Linked DNA regions of Homo sapiens: region 1 is linked to region 2. Evidence: read pairs that join two places in POLR2A ChIA-PET (ENCODE). Cell type or tissue: CD4-positive, alpha-beta T cell. All regions are shown on one strand. Each heading gives the region's core, and the rest is flanking DNA. Links, peaks and the distances in the headings are about the cores only.

The links. Peaks named below come from ENCODE experiments on the same cell type or tissue, not always from the same donor. Only the 100,000 strongest peaks of a DNase experiment are listed, where the experiment ranks them.
Region 1: POLR2A ChIA-PET joins it to region 2 with 5 read pairs; 2 of 35 experiments call an interaction of 5 or more read pairs at or near these places.

Annotation. Positions count from the first base shown.
Region 1 is chr17:60,337,997-60,348,479 of GRCh38, forward strand. It overlaps USP32 (ubiquitin specific peptidase 32), which reads right to left. Exons shown (of 34, transcript NM_032582.4): 2 at 7,485-7,612. Among named protein-coding and RNA genes, the nearest start is that of USP32, 49 kb to the right of the region's middle. In CD4-positive, alpha-beta T cell, for the core only: no CTCF peak of the experiment used is centred there; no DNase peak of the experiment used is centred there.
Region 2 is chr17:59,652,415-59,661,148 of GRCh38, forward strand. It overlaps CLTC (clathrin heavy chain), which reads left to right. Exons shown (of 32, transcript NM_004859.4): 6 at 3,440-3,613; 7 at 7,977-8,174. Among named protein-coding and RNA genes, the nearest start is that of CLTC, 37 kb to the left of the region's middle. In CD4-positive, alpha-beta T cell, for the core only: no CTCF peak of the experiment used is centred there; a DNase peak (open chromatin) is centred at 4,387.

The DNA of each region.
Region 1 (10,483 bases), core at 3,147-7,146, 690 kb after region 2:
TTTAGGATAAGAGAAAAACAATGTTGGCTAAAATTGTTGGACGCAGGCAAGGCGTGGTGGCTCATGCCTTGTAATCCAGTCCCCTGGGAGGCTAGGACAGGCAGATAGCTTGAGCCCAAAAGATCAAGCCCAGCCTGGGCAACATGGCGAAACTGCATCTCTACAAAAAATACAAAAAATTAGCTGGGCATGGTGGTACATGCCTATAATCCCAGCTACTTGGGAGGCAGAGGCAGGAGAATCTCTTGAACCTGGGAACTGGAGGTCGCAGTGAGCCAAGATTGCGCCACTGCACTCCAGCCTGGGTGACAGAGCAAGACTCTATCTCAAAAAAAAAAAAAAAAATACTACATAGAAATGTTTTGTTATTAAATTTGTTTGAGAGGAGTAGATGTTCTGAGGAGGTGGCACCCTAAAGAAAATAAAAACACTAGACAATTCAGAGTTGGTGAGGCCAGGCATGGTAGCGCACATCTGTAATCCCAGCAATTTGGGAAGTCGAGGCAGGGTGATCACCTGAGCTCTGGAGTTCAAGACCACCTGGGCAACATGGTGAAACCCCATCCCTACAAAAAACACAAAAATTAGCTGGGCGTGGTGACACGCACCTGTATTCCCAGCTACTTGAGAGGCTGAGGTGAGAGGATTGCTTGACTTCAGGAGGTCGAGGATGCAGTGAGCCGAAATTGCACCACTGCACTCTAGCCTTGGTGGCAGAGTGAGACCCTGTCTCAAAAAAAACATAGTGGCCTTGGTTCAGAAAAAGACTAATCTCAAGTAGAATACATTTTTCATTTATTTTCCATTTACCTTGTTTTCTCAATCCCCTCAAATTCTGTTCATTATTTTATTCAAGTAATACATGGTTACGATTATAAGCAAGATTAGAAGTACATAAAAATATTTTCTTTGTTTCTTTCTTTCTTTTTTTGAGACGGAGTCTTGCTCTGTTGCCCAGGCTGGAGAGCAGTGACGTGATCTTGGCTGATTGCAACCTCTGTCTCCTGGGTTCAAGCAATTCTCCTACCTTGGCCTCCCAAGTAGCTGGGATTACAGGAGCCCGCCACCACGCCCAGCTAATTTTTGCATTTTTAGTACAGATGGGGGTTTCACCATGTTGGCCAGGCTGGTCACAAACTCCTGACCTCAGGTGATCTGCCCGTCTCAGCCTCCCAAAGTGCTGGGATTGCAGGCATGAGCCACCGCGCCCAGCCTAGAAGAACATAAAAATATTAAGTACACTAATCTATCCTCAAAACAGTATGTCTAATGAGATATGCACATAAGTGCTAAAAGGTATAAATGGCCGAGCATGGTGGCTTACACCTGTAATCCCAGCACTTTAGGAGGCTGAGACAGGTGGATTACCTGAGGTCAGGAGTTTGAAACCAGCCTGGCCAACATGGTAAAACCTCGTCTCTACTAAAAATACAAAAATTAGCCAGGCGTGGTGGTGGGCACCTGCAATCCCAGCTACTTGGGAGGCTGAGGCAGGAGAATTGCTTGAAACTGGGAGGCGGAGTTTGCAGTGAGCTGAGATCATGCTGTTGCACTCCACCCTGGGCAACAAGAGCAAAACTCCATCTCAAAAAAAAAAAAAAAAAAAGTATAAACTGCCATGAGTTCTTATTCCTCACCTAAAATATTCTCTGCATTGGAATGTATAACAGTAAGTCTTCGGAAGTAAAAATTGGAGCTCCATTAATCCTAGATAAATCTCTCTTTTGCTCTAAAAATATAAAGCTACTGTTTTCAGGAAAATAATTTAGAAATTTACATTGCTTCCTTATATAATATATTCTAAAGTGGTTATCCTTTTTAAGTGCATGAACCTTTTATAATAAAATCCCAAAAATATCGTTCCTTGCTCTTAAAAAATATATGTTATTACTTTTACTATTAAAACAAAACATTATTAGCTAGGGAATAAAGTTCTTTCCATCTACAACTGGCAGCTTGTGTAGTCCTGTAGCTTTCTTTATAGATATACTGATGTTAAAATACTGCTATGATATCTCAAAACATTAATTTCAGAATCTCACCAAGAATAATGATGCTCTGTTTACTCAGACTTAAAGGTCCAAGCTCTCCATAGGATTTTTTTTTCTCCATAGGATTTTGAAAAAGAACTCACAAGGGTCATATGCACTGACCCTTCCCTAGCTTTGCAACTAATTACCTTGTTTATAAATCCCATTATTTAACTTGACCTCCCTGCAGTTGTGGAATATAGATCATCCATTCCATGAGTCTATCCACCCACTAAAACTAAATTCAAGCTTCAAAATTACCAGCCCTGCCAAGCTCAGTGGCTCACACCTGTAATCCTGACACTTTGGGAGGCCAAGGTGGGAGAGGATCATTTGAGCTCAGGAGTTCAAAACCAGCCTGGGCAAGATGGCAAAACCACGATTCTACAAAAAATACAAAAATTCTTTGTCTCTTTTGATCGTTGTTGGTTTAAAGTCTGTTTTATCAGAGACTAGGATTACAACCCCTGCTTTTTTTGGCTTTCCATTTGCTTGGTAGATCTTTCTCCATCCCTTTATTTTGAGCCTATGTACGACTTTGCACGTGAGATGGGTCTCCTGAATACAGCACACTGATGGGTCTTGACTCTTTATCCAATTTGCCAATCTGTGCCTTTTAATTGGGGCATTTAGCCCATTTACATTTAAGGTTAATATTGTTACATGTGAATTTGATCCTGTCATTATGATGTTAGCTGGTTATTTTGCCCATTAATTGATGCAGTTTCTTCATAGCATCAATGATCTTGACAATTTGGCATGTTTTTGCAGTGGCTGGTACCGGTTGTTTCTTTCCATGTTTAGTGCTTCTGTCAGGAGCTCTTGTAAGGCAGGCCTGGTGGTGACAAAATCTCTCACCATTTGCTTGTCTGTAAAGGATTTTATTTCTCCTTCACTTATGAAGCTCAGTTTGGCTAGATATGAAATTCTGGGTTGAAAATTCTTTTCTTTAAGAATGTTGAATATTGGCCCCCACTCTCTTCTGGCTTGTAGGGCTTTTGCCTAGAGACCCACTGTTAGTCTGATGGGCTTCCCTTTGTGGGTAACTCGACCTTTCTCTCTGGCTGCCCTTAACATTTTTTCCTTCATTTCAACCTTAGTGAATCTGACAACTATGTGTCTTGGGGTTGCTCTTCTTGAGGAGTATCTTTGTGGTGTTCTCTGTTCCTGAATTTGAATGTTGGCCTGCCTTGCTAGGTTGGGGAAGTTCTCCTGGATAATATCCTAAAGAGTGTTTTCCAGCTTGGTTCCATTCTCCCCATCACTTTTTGCAGTGGCTGGTAGCAGTTGTTTCTTTCCATGTTTAATGCTTCCTTCAGGAGCTCTTGTAAGGCAGGCCTGGTGGTGACAAAATCTCTCAGCATTTGCTTGTCTGTAAAGGATTTTATTTCTCCTTCACTTATGAAGCTTAGTTTGGCTGGATATGAAATTCCGGGTTGAAAATTCTTTAGGAATGTTGAATATTGGCCCCCACTCTCTTCTGGCTTGTAGGGCTTTTGCCAAGAGAACACCAATCAAACGTAGATTTGGTCTTTTCACATAGTCTCATATTTCTTGGCGGCTTTGTTCATTTCTTTTTACTCTTTTTTCTCTAACCTTGTCTTCTTGCTTTATTTCATTGATTTGATATTCGATCACTGATACCCTTTCTTCCACTTGATTGAATCCGCTATTGAAACTTGTGCATGCATCACGAAGTTCTCGCGCCATGGTTTTCAGCTCCATCAGGTCATTTAGGGTCTTCTCTACACTGTTTATTCTAGTTAGCCATTCGTCTAACCTTTTTTCAAGGTTTTTTAGCTTCCTTGCGATGGGTTCGAACATACTCCTTTAGCTCGGAGAAGTTTGTTATTACCAACCTTCTGAAGCCTACTTCTGTCAACTCGTCAAGTGATTCTCCATCCTGCTTTGTTCTGTTGCTGGCGAGGAGCTGCGATCCTTTGGAGGAGATGAGGTACTCTGATTTTTAGAATTTTCAGCTTTTCTGCTCTGGTTTCTCCCCATCTTTGTGGTTTTTATCTATCTTTGGTCTTTGATGTTGGTGACCCCCAGATGGGATTTTGGTGTAGATGTCCTTTTTGTTGATGATGATGCTATTCCTTTCTGTTTGTTCATTTTCCTTCTAACACTCAGGTCTCTCAGCTGCAGGTCTGTTGGAATTTGCTGGAGGTCCACTCAAGACCTTGTTTGCCTGGGTATCACCAGTAGAGGCTGCAGAACAGCAAATATTGCAGAACAGCAAATATTGCTGCCCGATCCTTCCTCTGGAAGCTTCTTCCCAAAGGGGCACCTGCCTATATGAGGTGTCTGTAGGCCCCTACTCAGAAGTGTTTCCCAGTTAGGCTACACAGGGGTCAGGAACCCACTTGAGGAGACAGTCTGTCCGTTCTCAGAGCTCAAATGCCATGCCGGGAGAGCCACTGCTCTCTTCGGAGCTGTCAGACAGGGACGTTTAAGTCTGCAGAAGTTGTCTGCTGCATTTTGTTCAGCTATGCCCTGCCCACAGAAGTGGAGTCTAGAGGCAGTAGGCCTTGCTGAGCTGCAGTGGGCTCCTCCCAGTTCAAGCTTCCTGGCAGCTTTGTTTACCTACTCAAGCCTCAGCAATGGTGGATGCCCCTCCCTCAGCCAGGCTGCCACCTCACAGTTTGATCTCAGACTGCTGCGCTAACAGTGAGCAAGGCTCCGTGGGCATGGGACCCGCTGAGTCAGGCACGGGAGAGAATCTCCTCTGCTGGTTGCTAAGACCTTGGGGAAAGTGCAGTATTTGGGCAGGAGTGTCCCGTTTTTCTAGTTACAGTCTGACATGGATTCCCGTGGCTAGGAAAGGGAAATCCCCTAACCCCTTGCGCTTCCTGGGTGAGGCAACGCCCCACCCTGCTTCACCTCGCCCTCCGTGGGCTGCACCCATTGTCCAACCAGTCCCAATGAGATGAACCAGGTACCTCAGTTGGAAATGCAGAAATCATCCGTCTTCTGCATCGATCACGCTGGGAGCTGCAGACCAGAGCTGTTCCTATTCGGCCATCTTGGGCCATTACGTAATGGTAAAGGGATCAATTCAACAAGAAGAGCTATCTATCCTAAATATATATGCACCCAATACAGGAGCACCCAGATTCATAAAGCAGGTCCTTAGAGACCTACAAAGAGACTTGGACTCCCACACAATAATAATGGGAGACTTTAACACCCCACTGACAATATTAGACAGATCAACGAGACAGAAGGTTAACAAGGATATCCGGGACTTGAACTTAGCTCTACACCAAGCAGACCTAATAGAAATCTACAGAACTCTCCACCCCAAATCAACAGAACATACATTCTTCTCAGCACCACATCGCATTTATTCTAAAATTGACCACATAATTAGAAGTAAAGCACTCCTCAGAAATGTAAAAGAATAGAAATCACAACAAACTGTCTCTGAGACCACAGTGCAATCAAATTAGAACTCAGGATTAAGAAACTCACTCAAAACTGCAAAACTACATGGAAATTGAACAACCTGCTCCTGAATGACTACTGGGTAAATAACGAAATGAAGGCAGAAATAAAGATGTTCTTTGAAACCAATGAGAACAAAGACACAACATACCAGAATCTCTGGGACACATTTAAAGCAGTGTGTAGAGGGAAATTTATAGCACTAAATGCCCACAAGAGAAAGCAGGAAAGATCTAAAATCAACACTCTAACATCACAATTAAAAGAACTAGAGAAGGCCAGGCATGGTGGCTCACGCCTGCAATCCCAGCACTTTGGGAGGCCAAGGCGGGTAGGTCACCTGCGGTCAGGAGTTCAAGACCAGCCTGGCCAACATGGTGAAACCTCGTCTCTACTAAAAATACCAAAAAATTAGCTGGGCATGGTGGTGGGAGCCTGTAATCCCAGCTACTCAGGAGGCTGAGGCAGGAGAATCGCTTGAACCTGGGAGGCGAAACTTGCCATGAGCCAAGACCATGCCATTGCACTCCAGCCTGGGCAACAAGAGCAAACCTCTGTCTCAAAGAAAAAAAGAAAATAAAAAGAAATAGAAACTAGGGTTAATTAAAAATGGCAAAGAATGGTTCTATATAATATACCAAGCCTAAAATTCCTATTTTTTTTTTTTTTTTTTGAGTCAGAGTCTCATTCTGTTGCCCGGGCTGGAGTGCAGTGGCACAGTCTCAACTCACTGCAACCTCCGCCTCCTGGGTTCAAGCAATTCTCCTGCCTCAGCCTCCCGAGTAGCTGGGATTACAGGCACCCGCCACTAAGCCCAGCTAATTTTTTGTATTTTTAGTAGAAATGGTGTTTTACCATGTTGGCCAGGCTGGTCTCGAATTCCTGACCTCGTGATTCACCCGCCTCGGCCTCCCAAAGTGCGGGGATTACAGGTGTGAGACACCTTGCCCAGCCATAGTTTTTATTATCTTATAAAATTTATTCTTTTTTTCTTTTGAGACAGGGTCTCACTGTCACCCAGGCTGGAGTGCAGTGGTGCAATCATAGCTCACTCTAGCCTCAAACTCCTGGACTCAAGCAATCCTCCTACTTCAGCCTCCTGAGTACCTGGGACTTACAGGCACACACCATCATGTCTGCTAATTTTTTTGGTTGCTGTTTTTAAGTAGAGATGAGGTCTCACTATGCCCAGGCTGGCCTGGAACTCCTGAGCTCAAGTGATCCTCCTGCCTCGATCTCCCAAAGTGCTGAGATTATAGGCATAAGCCAACATACCCAGCCAATAAATTTTATTCTTATTTCTCATTTAGAATGACAAAATGTACATCTGTGTACATAACTACAAAATAGTAAACTTTTATTTTATTTTTTTTAGAGACAGTGTCTCACTATGTTGCCTAGACTGGACTCGAGTTCTTGGGCTTAAGCAAGCCTCCTATTTCAGCCTCCTGAGTAGCTGGGACTACAGGGACGCACAGTGGCGCCGGTTAAACATATTATTTTTAGAAACAGAATATATCAACTTAGCACATTTTATTTCTACCTAAACATTTTAGTAGAACTTAAATAAAAATTTAATTAAGTCCCAATAAGTTAGTATTTCATTTACAACATTTAATTTTATAGAATTAACTATGTTTTACTATACAGAAAATTTTCTTTAACATAAAATTTATAAAACATATTTGCAACATAAAAATTTTTATGTCACAGAGATTAACTTTCTAAGAATAAGAAGCCAATCATGGAAATGTTCCTATGATCATAATCAGTGGCTATTAAAGCTCTAAAGTACAAAAGAAACAGAATTACAGCTCTGTAGTACTCCCACTTGACCTCTAAGAACACAGCCACGTTGACATCTAAAACAAAACATTGTTTACCCACTCAGGAAGAAAAATAACTACAGGTAAGATTAAATCTGTTAAGAGCAGAAGGCCCCTCAGGAATTTAGGCTGGTGGAGGTGGATAACTACCTCAAAGGAAAACTTAGAACAAAAAGATTACCTCAGCAACCTTTGGAGGCACTCCATCCCCAAGCACTTCCCGGATGAAGCAGTGCTGGCCCATGTAATATGAGAGTCCACAGGTCCTCTTGAAAGCATCCTTCAGTCGTTTTAGCTCTACATCTGTAACTGCAATTCAGAAACAGAAGATGGGTAAGAAATCAGGAGAGAAAAGAGGTGTCTCATAATTTTTTTCAACCTGGCTCCTAAGAAAAATTGAGGCTAGGCACAGTGGCTCACGCCTATAATCCCAGTACTTTGGAAGGCCAAGGCAGGCGGATCACTTAAGGCCAGGAGTTCAAGATCAGCCTGGACAATGTGGCGAAACCCCATCTCTACAAAAAAAACAAAAATTAGCTGGGCATGGTGGTGCATGCCTATAATCCCAGCTACTTGGGAGGCTGAGACACGATAATCACTTGAACCTGGGAGATGGAGGTTGCACTGAGCCAAGACCATGCCGCCGCACTCCAGCATGGACAACAGAGCGAAACTCTGTCTCAAAAAAATAAATAAATAAAAAGAAAAAAAAAGAAAAATTGGCAAGCATTACACTTCTTTTTTGGTTAAATAAAACTCTATGACATTTAGTCATAATTCTAATATTTTCAAATCTAATTTAGAAAATAAGTATAATTTTTTTTTTTTAAGAGATGGGTCTCGCCATGTTGCCCAGGCTGGTCTTGAACTCCTGGGCTCAGGCAGTCCTCCCACCTTGGCCTCCAGAAATGCTGAGATTAAAAGCATGAGCCAGCACGCCAAGCCAAAATTCTTAACATTCAATTTTCAAAAGACAAAACTTTAATATAGGCATACAAATTTTAGGCAGGGGCAAAGAAGTAACAAATATTTCAAATTAGCAGGTAAGCTAAATGCCACTGGATTCTGGCATTAATGTTTTCAGCAGCAATACATTAATCTCCTTTGTGATAAAAATTATATTATTTGTACTCCTTGAGCACATCTCTATCCATATGGAGAACAGTCTTCAAGTTTAGCTTGGATTTTGTCATTATTTAAAAAGAAAATAGTTCATAAACAGATGATATTAACAAACTAAAATTTTTAGATACTTATTATCAAAAACAAAAAAATTACTGAGCCATTACTTTATTTTATGCATTGAAAACTTTTTTTCACTATATGGAACAATCTCTATCTACAAGAACAAAGAAATAAACACCCTTTACTATTACATGATCAGTACCACAATCACAATAGAGGCACAGAAATGGTACCTTTGACCCATGCTAGAGAAAACAGAGAATTCTTCCAGATGAAGATAATTACATTAAATTTTAAAGGCTAAACCAAGCAAAATGAACAAGGATATGCTGGTCAGAAATTACAGTTTGCTTCAAAGTACAATGAAGTATAAAAATGTATCATAAAAGTATCTTACTACAGCAAAGCACGGAGTAGCAAACGATAAACCTAGAGAGGCAGCAAGACCAAGTCACAGAGACTCTGTCCTGTCATAAGGAAGGGACACAGTCAGATACAACTCAGATAAAAACTGCAGGCAGACGAGAAAAAAACACAGTGAGATATAATTCAGATAGCTCACTCTACCAATAACAAAGAGAACAGAACAAATCTGGAAGCAATAGCCTGCTACTACAAGAAAAGGAGCTAAATTTGGGAAATATCCAGAGGGTCAGTAGAACTTGAAGCTAGACTGAGAGTAGAAGCAGTACTGGGAAGCTTTTTTTTTTCTTTTTTTGAGACAGAGTCTCACTCTGTCACCCAGGCTGGAGTGCAGTGGCATGATCTCAGGTCACTGCAACCTCTGTCTCCCAGGTTCAAGCAATTTGCCTGCCTCATCCTCCCAAGTACCTGGGAATACAGGTGCGCACCACCACACCTGGCTCATTTTTTTTTTTTTTTTTTATGAGACGGCATCTTGCTCTGTCGCCCAGGCAGGAGTGCAGTGGCACGATTTCTGCTCACTGCAAGCTCCGCCTCCCAGGTTCATGCCATTCTCCCGCCTCAGCCTCCCGAGTAGCTGGGACTACAGGCGCCCGCCACCACGCCCAGCTAATTTTTTGTATTTTTAGTAGAGACAGGGTTTCACTGTGTTAGCCAGGATGGTCTCGATCTCCTAACCTCGTGATCCACCCGCCTCAGCCTCCCAAAGTGCTGGGATTACAGGCGTGAGCCACCGCGCCCGGCCTACACCTGGCTAATTTTTGTATTTTTAGTTTCACCATGTTGGCCAGGCTGGTCTTGATCTCCTGACCTCAAGTGATCTGCCCACCTTGACTGGGATTACAGGCTTGAGCCACCGCACACAGCCAGTACCGAGAAACTTCAAGGATTATGTTATTATGTAGACAGAGAATGTAAGAATAAGTCAGGAAAGGCTGGGCGCAGTGGCTCACGCCTGTAATCCCAGCACTTTGGGAGGCTGAGGCGGGCGGATCACGAGGTCAGGAGATCCAGACCATCCTGGCTAGCACAATGAAACCCCGTCTCTACTAAAAATACAAAAAATTAGCCAGGCCTGGTGGCGGGCACCTGTAGTCCCAGCTACTTGGGAGGCTGAGGCAGGAGAATGGCGTGAACTCGGGAGGCGGAGCTCGCAGTGAGCCAAGATAGCGCCACTGCACTCCAGCCTGGGCAACAGAGCGAGACCCCGTCTCAAAAAAAAAAAAAGAGTAAGTCAGGAAAAAAGATGATAAACTTTTTTAAGGATACTGAATATGGGAAACCTTGGAAAATGCAATGGGGTTTTAGAATTTTAAATGTAAAGCTTAAGAGAGGTTGATAGGAGTCATCAGTATAGAGGTAGTAATTAAAACCATGAGGAAGAAGCATAATGAGACACACCAAAACTAGAAGAAGCCAGTGTTTCCAAGAGGAAGGAAACAGAGGGAAAAACTAAGAAAGAGAAAGAAAATTGATATGGAATAGTCAGGAGAAAAGAAGGAGAAGTAGAAGAGTATGCTCTCCAAAGGCCAGGAAAAGGGGACTTATCAAGTTAAGGCAGAAAGGACCAGC
Region 2 (8,734 bases), core at 2,145-6,144:
TCAGGGCAGCTGTGGTCTTATGAAATAATATTTCTTAAATAAGAAGACTTGTAAGTCAAAATTACTTCTTTGGTCCATAGGCTTCAGAGTGGATGCTGTCTTCGCAGACATGAAAGCAATATTAATCTCCTTGTATATCTCCATTAGAGCTCTTGGGTGACTATGTGCATTGTCGATGAGCAGTAACATTTTGAAAGGAATCTTTTTTTTTCTGAGCAGTAGGTCTCAACAGTAGGCATAAAAAGATTTAGTAAACCATGCTGTAAACAGATGTGCTGTCATCAGGGCTTTGCTGTTCCATTTCTATAGCATAGGCAAAGTAGATTTAGCATAATTCTTGAAGGTCCTAGGATTTTTGGAATAGCAGATGAGCATTGGCTTCACCTTAAAGTCACCAGCATCATTAGTTCCTAATAAGAGAGTCAGCCTGTCCATTAAAGCCAGGCATTGACTTCTCTGTAGAGAAAATCTGTTGTTTAGTGTAGCCACCTTCAATGATCTTAGCTAGATCTTCCATATAACTTGCTGCAGTTTCTACATCAGTACTTGGTTTTTCACCTTGCACTTTTATGTTATAGAGATGGTTTATTTGCTTAAACCTCATGAATCAACTTATGCTACCTTCAAATTTTTCTTCTGTTGCTTTCTCACCTCTCTGAGCCTTCACAGAATTGAGGAGAGTTAGGGCCTTAAACTAGATTAGGCTTTGGCTTAAGAGAATGTTGTAGCTGGTTGGATCTTTTATTTTATTTATTTGTTTATTTATTTATTTATTTATTTTATTTATTTTTTTTTTTGAGACAGAGTCTCTCTCTGTCGCCCAGGCTGGAGTGCAGTGGTGCGATCTCGGCTCACTGCAAGCTCCGCCTCCTGGGTTCACGCCATTCTCCTGCCTCAGCCTCCCGAGTAGCTGGGACTACAGGCACCCACCACCACCCTCGGCTAATTTTTTGTATTTTTAGTAGAGATGGGGTTTCACGGTGTTAGCCAGGATGGTCTCGATCTCCTGACCTCGTGATCCACCCACCTCGGCCTCCCAAAGTGGTGGGATTACAGGCATGAGCCACCACGCCCGGCCTCCTCTCCCTCTCCTTCTGCCTCTCCCTCTCCTCCTCTCTCCCCCTCTTTCTTTCCCTTTCCCTCTCCCTCTTTAAAGAGATAGGTTCTCCCTCTGTTGCCCAGGCTGGAAGGCAGTGCTGTGATCATAGCTCACTGCAGCCTTGGAACTCCTGGGCTCAACTGATCCTCTTGCCTCAGCCTCCAGAGTAGCTAAGAGTAGGTAGGACTACAGGTACATGCCAGTACGCCTGGCTACTTAAAAAATATTTTAGAGACAATGTCTCACTGTGTTGCCCTGGCTGGTCTTTTTTTTTTTTTTGACACTGAGTCTCTCTATTGCCCAGACTGAAGTGCAGTGGCGCAATCTCAGCTCACTGCAATCTCTGCCTCCTGGATTCAAGCGATTCTCATGCCTCAGCCTCCCGAGTAGCTGGGATTACAGGCACCCGCCACCACACCTGGCTAATTTTTGTATTTTTAGTAGAGTTGGGGTTTCGCCATGTTGGTCAGGCTGGTCTTGAACTCCTGACCTCAAATGATCTGCCCACCTTGGCCTCCCAAAGTGCTGGGATCACAGGCGTGAGCCACCATGCCCAGCCCAGGCTGGTCTTAAACTCCTGGCCTTAAGTGATCCTTCTGCCTCAGCCTCCTCTGTGGCTGGGATACAGACACATACCACTGCACCTGGCTAGTGTATAACATTTTTATTTGTATTTTTATTTGAGACGGTCTCGCTCTGTCACCCAGGCTGGAGTGCAGTGGCGCAATCTCAGCTCACTGCACCCTCCACGTCTCGGGTTCAAGTGATTATTGTGCCTCAGCCTCCCATGTAGCTGGGATTACAGGCGCGCACCACCCCACCTGGGTAATTTTTTTGTATTTTTAGTAGAGACAGGGCTTCACCGTGTTGGTCAGGCTGGTCTCGAACTCCTGACCTCAAGTGATCCACCTGCCTCAGCCTCCCAAAGTGCTGAGATTACAGGCATGAGCCACTGCACCCAGCTGTGTATAACATTTTTCTTTTAGAGACGGAATCTCACTCTGTCGCCCAGGCTGGAGTGCAGTGGCACCATCTCGGCTCACTGCAACCTCCGCCTCCGGGGTCAAGCAATTCTCCTGCCTCAGCCTCCCCAGTAGCTGGGACTACAGGTGCACACTGCCATGCCTGGCTAATTTCTTCCGTATTTAGTAGAGACAGGGTTTCACTGTTTTGCCCAGGGTGGTCTCGAACTCCTGAGCTCAGGCAATCCACCCACCTCGGCCTCCTAAAGTGCTAGGATTACAGGCATTAGCCACTGCACTTGGCCTATAACATTTTAAAAGAGAAAAAAACTGCTCATTTAGATAGTTACATAAATTCAAAAGTAGAATCGTTTTATTTCTCTTTGGCCTGCAAAACATTATCTCAATATGGCAAGTACCTAGAGTTTGACTTTGTCTGTGGTAGGTTTCTTAGATGTGAGAAAATGAGACTGGGATTACATTTGTAAGCCACTGCACCAGTGCACTTTCTGCATATCAGCAAGAAAGCTGTTAGGTTTTCTTATCATTCATGTGTTCACTGGAGTAGCACTTTAATTTCCTTCAAGAATTTTCCTTTGTATTCACAACTTGGCTAGGTCAAAAGGCCCACCATTCAGCCTATCTTGGCCTTGGACATGTCTTTTTCACTAAACTTAAAATTACTTCTAGCTTTCGATTTAAAAAGAGAGGTAGAACACATAGAGGCAATTGTAGTTATTATATTGGCCTAATATTGTTGTGTCTCAGGTAATAGGGAGGCCTGAGGAAAGGGAAAGAAACGGGAGAACAGCTGGTTGGTGGAGCAGTCAGAACACACACAATATTTATCAGTTCAGTTTGCTGTCTTATGTGGGTGCAATTCATCACACCCCAAAATAATAGTTACATCAAAGATGACTGGCCACAGATCAACATGACAGATACAATAATGAAAAGGTTTGAAATATTGTGAGAATTAATGAAAACGTGACACAGAGACACTGAAGAGAGCACATGCTGTTGGAAAATAGTGCCAATAGGCTTGCTCGATGCAGGGTTGCCATAAACCTTCCATTCGTAAAGATTCATCTGCACTGCAAAGTGCAGTAAAATGAGGTATCCCTGTAATACGTAAACTGTGCTATCTAAGTTTTGAATTGTCTTTCCTCTTATCAGTTTCATGTTATATAAGAGCTTGGGATATCCATATTTAAATGTGCTGTAGAAATGAAGGAAACTTTAAATATTAGCTTATAATTTTTCAAATAACCCTCTTGTTCTGGAATTTTACCATCTCTAAAATGGAATTAGACTGAATGTTTTTATTTTCTGTTTGTAGATTCATTATTTTACTAAAGTGTTGATTTTCTTTCTGTAGATCAGTGAAAAGCATGATGTGGTGTTCTTGATAACCAAGTATGGTTATATCCACCTCTATGATCTTGAGACTGGTACCTGCATCTACATGAATAGAATCAGTGGAGAAACAATTTTTGTTACTGCACCTCATGAAGCCACAGCTGGAATAATTGGAGTAAACAGAAAGGGACAAGTAAGGAAACCTTGAAACTTAAGCAATAAAATAAGATAACCTGATGAGTTGGGAACAATCCTGTCCTTTTGAGAAATTACTCCCCAAGATTAAAAAATAGAAAATAAACATATTACTGTTAGTTTTTTTCCAAAAAGTAAATAGTAACTTTGGATATTAGAAAATAATATATATCAAAGCACGATGTAAGCTGATAAAAAAGAAAATAATATATACCTAAAAATAGAGATGTGTATGAATACAAAGTCTCTCTTTAATCCTGTCTCAGAGAAACTGGTTTATAGCCATCTAGGACTGTATAGATGCATTACTGTCAAAAGAAGTGATTCCCCATGCAAAGAAACAATTTAGGGTCATATTTGACAGACTATTTTTTTAAGGAATTTTCTGTTATCTCCAAGGCAGAGCAATTATCAACTACAGGGAAAAGAATTCTACCTACATCCCTTTTCCTAGCTCCTTAATTAAGCATTACTATTACATGTTAGAAGGTGATATGTTTCAGTACCTCTTGTGGGATGCCTGGAAAGCTAATCAGTTTGGTAGGAAAAATATTATCCGTTCTAAATTTGTCATTTTTGAAAAACCTCTTCATACCATCTAGCAAGTGATTCTTTATCTGTCATCTTATTATTTTAATTTTTTTTTTTTTTTTTTTTTTCTTGAGATGGAGTCTTGCTCTGTCACCCAGGTTAGAGTGCAGTGGCATGATCTCAGCTCACTACAACCTCCACTTCCCGGGTTTAAGCAATTCTCTTGCCTCATCCTCCCAAGTAGCTGCAATTACAGATGTGAGTCACTGCACCCGGCTAATTTCTGTATTTTTAGTAGAGGCGGGCTTTCACCATTTTGGCCAGGCTGGTCTCAAACTCCTGACCTTGTGATCCACCCGCCCCAGCCTCCCAAAGTGCTGGGATTACAGGCGTGAGTCACGGCGCACAGCCTATTTTAATATTAATAAGAATATTTTACCAGGAGCTATGTTAATTTTCTGAAAAATGGCTAAACATTTTAAAAATACTGTTACTGGTCTTGCCTTTTACTCATTTTCTTCCAAATTAGTATTTTTCCCAGATAATAAGCAAAGGAAGTAGATAGATTTTGTTTCTCCTTCATTCAGTTAATTTTTGAAAAATGTTATGTATATGAAGAGACAATTCCTCTAGGGAAAGGGAGTGCATCCCTACCTACCCATGCCCCACCTTAACTCCAGACCTGGTTAGGTGCTTTTGCTCTGTACTCCTAGAACTTAGGGCTTTCTCCTCATAACATTTACCATACTTATTAAAATTGCTCGCTAAGCTGTTGCAGTCACTATTCATCATTAGAAAAAGGGATTGTCTTTAGTAAATTATATTTCTAGCACCAGTCAGTGTCTGGGACAAAAGCAGTTTTAAAAATTCAGTAGCTTTCAGATATTCAGTTATGAGTGTCTTGCTTAGAAAAATCAAGAATAAGGCTAGGCTCAGTGGCTCATACCTGTAATCCCAGCACTTTGGGAGGCCGATGCGGGCAGATTGCCTGAGCTCAGGAGTTCAAGACCAGCCTGGCCAACATGGTGAAACCCTGTCTCTACTAAAAATACAAAAAGTTAGCCGGCTGTGGTGGTGCATGCCTGTAATGCTAGCTACTCGGGAGGCTGAGGCAAAAGAATCACTTGAACCTGGGAGGCGGAGGTTTCTATGAGCTGAGATCGCGCCACTGTACTCTAGCCTGGATGACAGAGCAAGACTCTGTCTCAAAAAAAAAAAAAAAAAGAAGGAAAATCAAGAATATATTGGTCTTTTGGTGAACTAGATTAGTGATAATTTAATAATCATGAAGTTGTGAAGCCAGGGGCTTTTTTTTTTAAACTCTTAATTAATTAAAAAAATAAAAAAAAAGACAGGGGCTGGGCACAGTGTCTCACGCCTGTAATCCCAGTACTTTGAGAGGCTGAGGTGGGTGGATCACCTGGGGTCAGGAGTTTGAGACCAGCCTGACCAATATGGTGAAACCTCGTCTCTACTAAAAATACGAAAAAAAATTAGCTGGGTGTGGTGGCAGGTGCCTGTCGTCCTAGCTACTTGGGAGGCTGAGACAGGAGAATTGCTTGAACCCATGAGGCAGAGGTTGCTGTGAGCCAATATTGTGCCATTGCACTCCAGCCTGGGTAACAGAGCGAGACTCCGTCTCAAAAAAAAAAAGAGAGAGAGCGCCAGGGTCTTGCTATGTTGCCTAGGCTGGTCTTGAACTCCTGGGCTCAAGCGATCCTCCTGCCTTGGCCTCCCAAAGTGCTAGGATTACAGGCATGAGCCACCACGCCTCGCCACTTTTTGTTTCTGCTGTTGTGCTGTTTTAAGATAGCGCTTAACCTTAAATAATTTCATGACACATTCTTGGTGTTCATAACTCTAATTCTGGGAACTTGTTGATTGTTACTTTCCCTTCCTCCCAAATTTTATGTGCCAGCTACTTTGAGTAAAGAGATGAGTATTTACAGTAACCTTAGGGCTTTCTTCTACTCTTTGCTAAAGTCTACCAACTTGGCATATTCCCTGAAGGAATGAGTAAGTGGCTTCTATGGGTTGAAAAAGCAAAATCAATTAAAGTGATATTATAGTCAACATCTGACTTAAATTCTTAATTTGATAGAACTGAGTACTTTAGAAGACACTGGAGCCTTTTCTGTTTCCTGTAGCAGATCTTACTAAGGACTGGTTGCTAGAAATCTGCTAGAACAGTCTTTAAGTATGATAACGATAAAACTGTGGATTCAGTATGTGGGGAAACCTAAGGTAAGATTTGAGTTAAGGTTGGGGCTCAGGAATGCAAATAACTATAAAGAAAGTAATTATTACTTCCTTTAAATAAGCCTTGAGGATGGAGGTCGGACCTATAGAAGTAAAATCTTGGAGGTTGAAATTTCTTCATTTTCCCTGAAAGGAGTAGTAGAATTGGCAGGGCAGACTGTTACCTATCTATCTATTTGGTTCACTGAGTTCTCAAGTATTTTTCAATTCTTACTGATTTGGGGACAGAAATTTCCTATATTCATTTATTCAACAAATTAAATACGTTTTATGCTATACTAATTGCATATTGCTAGTAATACAGTTAAACAAAGACAAACCCCCTTTCCTCATGTGAACAGTAACTGAGAAAAAATTATACAATTATATTAGGTTGAGAAGTGCTGTTGGGGTAATATGAGTAGTTTATAAGCTAGGGCATATGACTAGTTCTGCACTGGGGAATGGGATGGATGGGTAGAGAAGGACTCCCTTTCTCTATGGCAGTTGACAGTAGTTCAGCTTTTGGGGCAAGCCAGAAAATATTCTGTGGCATTGAGAGGTTTGAGGGTAGGTAATTTTCCAAACAAGCAATTAGAAATTGGCCTTTACTGATATTATTATTATTTTATTTTTATTTTTTATTTTTAATTAATTTTTTTTTTTTTTTGAGACAGAGTCTCCCTCTGTTGCCCAGGCTGGAGTGCAGTCGTGCCATCTTGGCTTACTGAAACCTCTGCCTCCTGGGTTCAAGCGATTCTCCTGCTTCATCCTCCCTAGTGACTACAGGCGCGTGCCACCATGCCCGGCTAATTTTTATATTTTTTTTTTAGTAGAGGTGGGGTTTCACCATGTTGGTCAGGCTGGTCTTGAACTCCTGACCTCATGATCCACCTGCCTTGGCCTCCCAAAGTGCTGGGATTACAGGCGTGAGCCACTGCACCCGGCCTATTTTTTCAAGCACCTACCATGTTCCTTGTATTATGTTAGCTGCTTGAGGATTCAGTGGTCCCTCCCTTCATTGAGTATATAATCTGCTCTCTAGGAATGAAAATGTAATTAACGAAAATTACCAAAAAATTCTTGTAAAGAAAAATCCTAAAATTAAAAGGAGTATACCTTAAACAACTTGCAAGTGAACCCTAAATGTCATTTAGATATCATAGCTTCTTCAGTGTCATTTTCTGTAGGTTATCAAGATTGAAGTCCTCAAGAAGTTTTAAATTATGTGGAGTTGTCTTTCAGAGCTCAATTAAGTGGGAATGTTAATTTTTGATACTGACTGTGTTAAGAATGAATAGATGGTATCAAAGCAGTTAGTTTGGACAATGAAGTAAGTTATTTAGATTATAGAATAGCCATATTTTAGGAACCACATAATGGCCTAACACCCTATGACATTTGTTTTCAAATCTCCTTAATTTTTTTTCTCCTTGTCTTCCTTCCTTTCATTATTTTTTAATGGCAGCAAGAAAACAGCTGTCACAATTTCATTACCTTTGTGACTCAGTATTAACCTGTTCTAAACAGATTTGGTATCATTTGTATCCAAATGAACACATTGCAGCTACATTTTATTCTTTAAATTGCAGGTTCTGTCAGTGTGTGTGGAAGAAGAAAACATAATTCCTTACATCACCAATGTTCTACAAAATCCTGATTTGGCTCTGAGAATGGCTGTACGTAATAACTTAGCCGGTGCTGAAGAACTCTTTGCCCGGAAATTTAATGCTCTTTTTGCCCAGGGAAATTACTCGGAGGCAGCAAAGGTGGCTGCTAATGCACCAAAGGTAAAGAGTTATGAAAATGAAGTTGTCATGACATTAATCCATTGTTAATATTCTGTTTCTTATATTACTAGAAAAGGAACCAGCTTCCTACAGATAAACTGTTTTTAGATTACATTTGGGTTACATTTTCCTTTAGTAGAATTCCTTGTCAATGCCTCTAGATTTGGTTAATTTTCTCTGGATTTGATTAGTTTTTTAAAACCCAGATTGTTAGAAGGATATGTGGGTCTAGCAAGCTTTTGATTTACATAGATGTAGTAATGTTTAGTCATTTAGGTGTTATACTGTTTGACCTCATAAATGATAGTTACTGATTTTATTTCCATAACTTGGACATGAAATACATACTGTCCAATTTTATAGTGGGTAGAGCTGTCAAAATTAGGCTGAATTTATTCTTATCACTTTTGATGTTAGTTTATGGTGGACTGAATTAACACCTTACATTCCTGACCAATATTCATTATGAAATTTGTACTTAATTTAATATGAACTTGGGATAATACTTAGCTATAACTGTTTTATGATTATAACTATTCTCTTACACACTGACATTGTAA